Linked DNA regions of Homo sapiens: region 1 is linked to region 2. Evidence: chromatin contacts called from ENCODE Hi-C or POLR2A ChIA-PET data. All regions are on one chromosome and are shown on one strand. The core of a region is the stretch at or near the end of the contact, and the rest is flanking DNA. Distances in the headings are between cores, read along the strand shown.

Region 1 (3,933 bases), core at 131-2,630, 220 kb after region 2:
CTAAAGTTCTGAGAGCTTAGGTGACTTGTCAAAGGTCACTTAGCCAACACGTAACACAGCCAGCACTAGAATCCAAATTCAATGAGTGGTCTTATGTCATGGAACCTCTGGAGGCCAGAAAAAGTCCCTATTCTTTGGGATCTCTCATGTCACTAATATGGTAATACAGAATCCATAAGAGATCTTAAATAGATATTGTTGAAAGATTTCAGTAACAGAGACTGGGCACAGTGGCTCACGCCTGTAATCCCAGCACTTTGGGAGGCTGAGGCAGGTGTATCAACTGATGTCAGAAGTTTGAGATCAGCCTGGCCAACACGGTGAAACCCCGTCTCTACTAAAAATAGAAAAATTAGCCAGGCATGATGGTGGGTGCCTGTAATCCCCAGCTACTCGGGAGGCTGAGGCAGGAGAATCGCTTGAACCTGGGAGGCTGAGGTTGCAGTGAGTTGAGATCACACCATTGCACTGCAGTCTGGGTGACAAGAGTGAAACTCTGTCTCAAAAAAAAAAAAATTTCAGTAGCAGAAAGAATTTTAAAGTGCTAGTTTAAAACTGGAGTGGTGCCTGTATTCTGAAGTAGAAGCTTGGAAGATATTTTTATTTTGTTCTAGAAGGGAACTTTTCTGAGCCCTTTCAGTTCATCTTTCTTAAGGATAGCTAGCGGTTGAATAATCTGAATGCACATATTTCAGACTGAGATGGTAGGTGTTGTTTAATAATATAATGCTGTCATTAATATAACTTTCAATAATGTAAAGGTACAGAATGTTGTGGTTTGAATGTGCCCCTCAAACTTCACATGTTGGAAATTTAATCCCCCAATTCAAATGCTGATTGGAGATGAGTCCTTTCAGAGGCAATTAGGATTAGAGGAGGTCATCAGGGTGGGGGACCCACAACAGGACTGGTGGCTACATGAGAAGAGGAAGAGAAGCCTCAGGTGACACTCACCCTCTTGCCCTCTCACCATGTGATGCTCTCTTTCATGTTATCATGTAGCAAGAAGGCCCTTAATCAGAGGCTGGTGCAATGCTCTTGGACTTTCCAGCCTCTAGAACTATAAGAAATAAGTTTCTTTTCTTTATAAATTACCAGTCTTAGGTATTCAGTTAAAGCAACAAAAAATGGACTAAGGCAGGGAGTGTCTTTGTCTTGAGCAGAGATTTTCTTTATAATTTCTACAAGATTTTTGCTTCTTATACCTGAAAGTAGTAGAAGTGAGGGAGATGAAAAGGAGGAACTGAGCCTGAACAACAAAGTGGTAGGCTGAGGATGGAAAACAGATGGCCCAAGGGGATTTCAACTGAAGGAGTGTGGCCAACGGGTGGCACTAGCAGTGATAATAGATATCCAGATTTAAGGTTCCCTTTTCTGCAGAACAGTTCCTTTGTGTCCATCTCTACCCATGTAAAGTCTTAAACATGGCAGCCTTGCCTTCCATCCTTTGAAAAATAAGGCCCAGGGCTCTGCACCTAGTGTAGGAGGGGAAGAGGTGACGGAGAAGGGTAGCAGGCTGAAAAATAGTTATGAAACAGCCAGAGGTGAATGGCAGAGAAGCCTTGAGGTGTGGGGAGTATAAGATCTGAGACAAGATAACCAGAATGAAAGTGTGAAGAGGATGGCCAGGCATGGTGACTCACGCCTGTAATCCCAGCATCTTGGGAGGCCAAGGCAGGTGGATCACCTGAGATCAGGAGTTCAAGACCAGCCTGGCCAACATGGCAAAACCCCATCTCTACTAAAAAGACAAAAATTTGCCAGGCGTGTTGGTGGGTGCCTGTAATCCCAGCTACTCTGGAGGCTGAGGCAGGAGAATCACTTGAACCTGGAAGGTGGAGGTTGCACTGAGCTGAGATCATGCTACTGCACTCCAGCCTGGGCAACAGAATGAGACTCTGTCTCAAAAAGAAAAAAAAAAAAAGAAAATGTCAAAAAGAGAAGCAACCCTCACCTACCTTGAAGGAGACTCAGAAACGGCTGTGGAGGAAATTGGACTTGCTGCAGACAAGTAGGGTGGGAGTTTCAGCTGCTTTGTATAGGCTTTAAATAGACGTGTTCCCTTGGCCACATACACACACCCAAGTTCATACATATGCCCACAAGCATGTTGAAAGCTGGAGGACCCGGGGAACATTCAGGTTACTTTTGTTAAATACATGAACTACCATATATCCTGAATCTTAGAAGAGAAATGTATATAACCAGAAAATGATATTACCTTATACTCAGACTGTCTTTGTGGGTGATGGGGGACAGTGATTGATAGTAAGTGAAGGGAAATGAAACCATACAAGTAACAGAACTGCAACTAGAGGGAAAATTATTTATTCAAGCCATATGTAAATATGTGCCTTTTTGAAAGTACAGCTTTGTCACTCCTAATGGTTTTAGACATCTGAGAGGGGCCCTGTGCTATAGCCCAGAGAGATCACTGTTTCGACCCGGGGAATTCAGGTTCTATTGACATTCATTTTTATAAGGAATACAGTAGATATCTGAGTAACAAAAAACAGTCTGTAATTATTTACATACATGAAATAATCCTGTTTGTATATTTGAAATAACTGCTATCTATTAACAGAAAGAAAATATTAGTATACAGTAGGTACATCCAGTCATAATGGGCAGTTTGACATTTCTGGAAGAGCCATCTGCAATAAAACAATAGTATTGTAAATATTTGCAAGACAATAATTAAACTCAGCACTGAGGTGAACTCCACACTGATTTTAGTTATTGTTTTTCTTCAGATTCTACAAAGAGTGAAGTACTCCAAAGAAATCTTTACATTCTAAAAAGATCTAGTTTTTATCATGATGCATTGTTTTAATACTCTAAAACTACTTGTCTGTGAGACTATGCTTTTTAGGAATGAATGTGATTCTGTTACTTCTAATGTGATGACAGTAACTCCTGGGTACATTTTAATCTTTGCAATATTTTAACTCAAAATAAAAACCATCCACTAGTGTGAAATATTTCAATGACATGATTCCAATACAGATTCAAGATGAAAACATCAGGTTTCCTTCAAAAGGAATTTTACTCTCCTTTTAGGAAATTGTGTAGGTATTTATATGAGTTAATTTTGAGAATTTTTAGCTAATCATACATTTATTCATCAGTAAGTGATTGAAATCGAGTCCTTTTAGACAAGGAAACCCAATTAAGATGGTGTGGTGGTTGAACTGGGTCCCCTCAAAAAACATATGTTGAAATCCTAATCTCCAGAACCTCAGAATGTGACCTTATTTGGAAATAGGATCATTGAAGATCTAATTAGTTAACATGAGATCATACTGGAATGGGGAGGCCTCCTAATCCACTATGATTGGTACAGGATGATAACCATGTGAAGACAGACACACACAGGAAGAATGTCATGTGACCATGTGACCACAGAGGTAGTGATTAGAGTTATGCAGCTACAAGCCAAGCACTGCTTGTGACACCAGAAACTAAGAGAAAGGCATGCACAGATTCTCCCTAGAGCTTTTGAGAGAGCATGGCCCTACCAACGCATTAATTTCAGACTTCCAGCCTCCAGAAGTATGAGATGATAAATTCCTGTGTTCTGAAGCCACCCAGCTGTGATATTTTGCTATCACAACCCTGGGGAATAAAAACAGATGGGAACAGATGTACCCACCTGTCTTTGTGTCTATGACATAGTACAAAGGGCATAGGCTTTGGGGTCCAGCAGAAATGGAAATTAACCCCAACCCAGTCAATTCTTTCCTATGTGACTTTACACAGGGTAATTAGGGTAGCCGATTTCCTCAGCAACATGATAGAAATAAGATCTTCATAAGATACAGGCATGGTGGTGCATGCCTGTAATCCCAGCTATTCAGGAGGCTGAGGCAGGAGGATAATTTGAGCCCATGAGTTAGAGACCAACCTGAGCAACATAGCAAGACTCCATCTCAA
Region 2 (3,726 bases), core at 1,209-3,708:
CTTTAGTTATTAAAAACAAGAGACTGTGATGATGATATTGATTTGGGACTCTGAAATGATTACTGAATATAAATGCCTCTTTATGCAACATATTTTTCTTACTTACATCTAAGAAAAATTCCCAAGTATATAAAAAGATAAATAAAAACATGCAAATTGGTTTTTTTCTCATCATCTTTGACCGAATCCAAATATAAAATCACTTTGGGAGGTAGTGTGGGTATGGTAAGGATCAGTCATACATATCACTTTCAGGTGTGCACCCAGAGAAGCACCGTATACGAATGTCCCTCAGTGTGATCACACAGCATTGGGATGAAGTGGGGAGAGTGGCTGTTAACTGCAGGGGTGAGAAGCCTCCCTGAGCAATGGTGAGCAACACATGGACACTAATGTTCTCTTACCCATTAATCTCCAGAGTGTGCATCCCATATCGACTCTCAATAATATACTTTCCAGGGTTTGCATGGACATTTATTGGCACCTGGTTTTTATACCTATAACAGAATGGAAACAAAATGAAGTAAGTTGAAGTGTAAACAACTTCATGATTAAACACACACACAATTCTTGTTCTTGCAGGAACATCTGTAAACAGGGCACTGAGGGTAGCAGCAGCATCGATTAAATAAATGTAAATCATATTGGCTTACGTGAAGTGCACCAGCAATACATCACACTTCTTGATGAAGTGCTTTCCCCTCCTCTATAAACTTACATGAAAAATGTTGACGATTCACAGCAATATGGCTGAATATCATGTAACATAGTTACCGAAAAAAGCCAGTTACAAAACAGTGCACAGCAGAATGATTGCTTTTATATAGAATACAAAAACAAAAAACTAATTAATGCTACTAGAAATCAGTAGTGTGTTGGGACGCAAGAAGGAGGCTTCTTGGGTGTCAATAATGTTTATTGATTTGGGTGTCAGTTACATGGGTGTGTGCAATCTACAAAAATTCACTAAAGCAATTCATTTGTAAAAGTGTGCAGTCTTTGGGAAGCCGAGGCGGGCAAATCACTTGAGGTCAGGAGTTTGAGACCAGCCTGGCCAACGTGGTGAAATACCATCTCTACTAGTAATACTAAAAATTAGCCAGGCATGGTAGCACACACCTGTAATCCCAGCTACTCAGGAGGCTCAGGCACAAGAATTGTTTGAACCCAGGAGGCGGAGGTTGCAGTGAGCTGAGATTGTGCCACTGCACTCCAGCCTGGGCGACGGAGTGAGACTCCATCTCGAAAAAAAAAAATTTGCAGTATATAATATGCACACTTTTTGTGTGCATGTTATATTATAATTTAAAAGGTTTTAGGCCAGGCATGGTGGCTTATGCATGTAATTCCTGTAATCCCAGCACTTTGGGAGGCTGAAGTGGAAGAATCACTTGAGGCCAGGAGTTTGTGACCAGCCTGGGCAATAAGCAAGACCCTGAATCTACAAAAACTACAAAAAATTAGCTGAGTGTAAACCTGTAGTCCCAACTACTTTGGAGGCTGCAGTGGGAGAATAGCTTGAGCCTGAGAGGCTGAGGCTGCAGTGAGCTATGATCGCACCACTGCACTCCAGCCTGGGCAACAGAGTGAGACCGTGTCTTAAAATAAATAAAACAAACAAACAAATAAGCTTTTTAAAAATAAATAAAACAAATAAATACATAAATAAGCTTTTTAAAAAGTTGACCACTATTGATGTAACAGAGAGGAAGGCTTTCTGTTGGGGGTTTTATTGCTGGCTATCTGTGTAGGATGAGAGCAAAACATTCTTCCTGCTAACATTCTTGCATGTTGTTAGAAGCAATATCATTATTATTATTATTATTATTATTATTATTATTATTATTATTTGAGACAGAGTTTCACTCTTGTTGCCCAGGCTGGAGTGCAATGGCATCATCTTGGCTCACTGCAAACTCCACCTCCCGGGTTCAAGTGATTCTCCTGCCTCAGCCTCCCCAGTAGCTGGGATTACAGGCACCGGCCACTACGCCTGGCTAGTTTTTTGTATTTTTAGTACAGATGGGGTTTCACCATGTTGGTCAGGCTGATCTCGAACCCCTGACCTCAGGTCATCCACCTGCCTTGACCTCCCAAAGTGCTGGGATTACAGGTGTGAGCCACTATGCTCGGCCTGCAATATCATTGTATTGAACGATCATTATATTTAAGTGTTTTATTCAATGTCATAAACAAACATGGCTCTTGCCTTGGAAGAATTTATAATATAAATCATGAAAGGAAACTTCTGACAAGTAAGAGCTGAAAGCCTCCCTTTTTCTGACTGTTCCATATCTGGTTAAGCCTCACAGCCCTCGGAGAGTGGACTACGCAGGCGGGCCTCTCCCTGGGACCCTGTCTTCTGGGTCTGTACGTGGCGCCTGGATTCTTCACCACTTCCTCATGTTCTCAGTAGCCAGTGGCTATGGTGCTGGACCAGGCTTTTCTACTTAAACCATTTTCTGCCCAAAAGAGGAACTGGGTTTCACTTGTTTCCCTTTCAGACAGCCCACTTCGCACGCACAGATGACGTCAATAACCCTGATTAACATAGCTGACACAGAGAATTGACTATGAGCCAGGCAATGCTCTAAGCGCTTTATGCATACATTGGTAAGTTCAGTTCTCACAACCACCGTATGAGATAGTGCTGTTTTTAACCTCATTTTCCAGATGAAGAAACCAAGGCATGGGGGTTTCAGGAACTTGCCCAGTCACACAGCCAGGAACAGCAGAGGAGGGATTTGAACCGGCAGCCTGGCTGCTGACCCACATGATGCTTCCATTTTCCAATTGTTCTGTCTGCATTTCATTTCTTCAGACTTGTGGACACGATCATAAGGAGGTTTGGGAGTAGGGAACATGATGGAAAGGGAGAGGAAGGAAGAATACTGGCTTCAGTCAGCTCCTTCCTTTCCCCAGCTCTCTCTCTCACATACACATACACCCCTCCGTCCCTAAAGCACGTTATTCATTTTCTACACTTAAAACAAACAAACACTCTCCTCCATATAACAGAACCCGAACTCATCCTTCAAGATTCAGATCAAATGCAACTTCTTCAATAAACTCTTCCCTAAAATATGACACAGTATGAATCGTTCCTGCCTCTCTGCATCAGGGTTCCTTGCTTCAAGTTACTAAATATAACATTTATCAAAATTATGGTTGGATATGTGTCTCTTCTATTATGTTGCCAAACCTTTGAGGTTGGGATTGTGTCTGATCCACATTTACTTTTTTTTTTTGAGACAGTGTCTCGCTCTGTCTCCCATGCTGGAGTGCAATGGTGTGATTATAGCTCCCTGCAACCTCCACCTCCCAGGCTCGAGCAATCTTCCCACCTCAGACTACCAAGTAGCTGGGACTACAAGTGTGCACCACCACACTCAGCTAATTTTTTCTATTTTTTGTAGAGACAGGCTCTTGCTATGTTGCCTATGCTGGTCTTAAACTCCTGGGCTCAAGCAATCCTCCCACCTCGGCCTCCCAAAATGCTAGGATTACAGCCATGAGCCACTGTGCCTGGCCTGATCCACATTTACTTCTATTCCTACTCCTGAGGAAGAATGAGTCATGGGCAAACAGCAGGCGCTCAGAATTGGTTAAATTTGGTTGAACAGAATTAGCACGTAATGCAATAGATTAATTGTAGCTTCATAATTTTTTGTCTGAGAGAACAGAGTTCTGACAAGCATATATGTCATGATATGGATGATTTTATTT

What was found. Hi-C counts contacts between places; a loop is a spot of excess contacts on that map. ChIA-PET counts read pairs that join two places held with the same protein, here RNA polymerase II (POLR2A). Pooled maps may share reads with other maps.
Region 1: a pooled map shows a loop between it and region 2 (6-fold over the local background). The contact joins two enhancer-like sites. A Hi-C loop is called at or near these places in 1 of 37 single-sample maps with no recorded cell type and 2 of 50 pooled maps. POLR2A ChIA-PET finds 5 or more read pairs at or near these places in 1 of 52 experiments (GM10248).

What each region holds. Positions count from the first base shown.
Region 1 is chr18:3,399,796-3,403,728 of GRCh38, forward strand. No RefSeq gene overlaps it. Among named protein-coding and RNA genes, the nearest start is that of TGIF1, 48 kb to the right of the region's middle. Within about 2 kb of position 1,381, at least 3 of the 41 ENCODE cell types and tissues checked have a DNase peak (open chromatin) inside an H3K27ac peak, as active enhancers do.
Region 2 is chr18:3,175,638-3,179,363 of GRCh38, forward strand. MYOM1 (myomesin 1) reads right to left here. Exons shown (of 38, transcript NM_003803.4): 6 at 405-497. Among named protein-coding and RNA genes, the nearest start is that of MYOM1, 42 kb to the right of the region's middle. RefSeq lists enhancers at 2,163-2,282, 2,303-2,692. Within about 2 kb of position 2,459, at least 14 of the 41 ENCODE cell types and tissues checked have a DNase peak (open chromatin) inside an H3K27ac peak, as active enhancers do.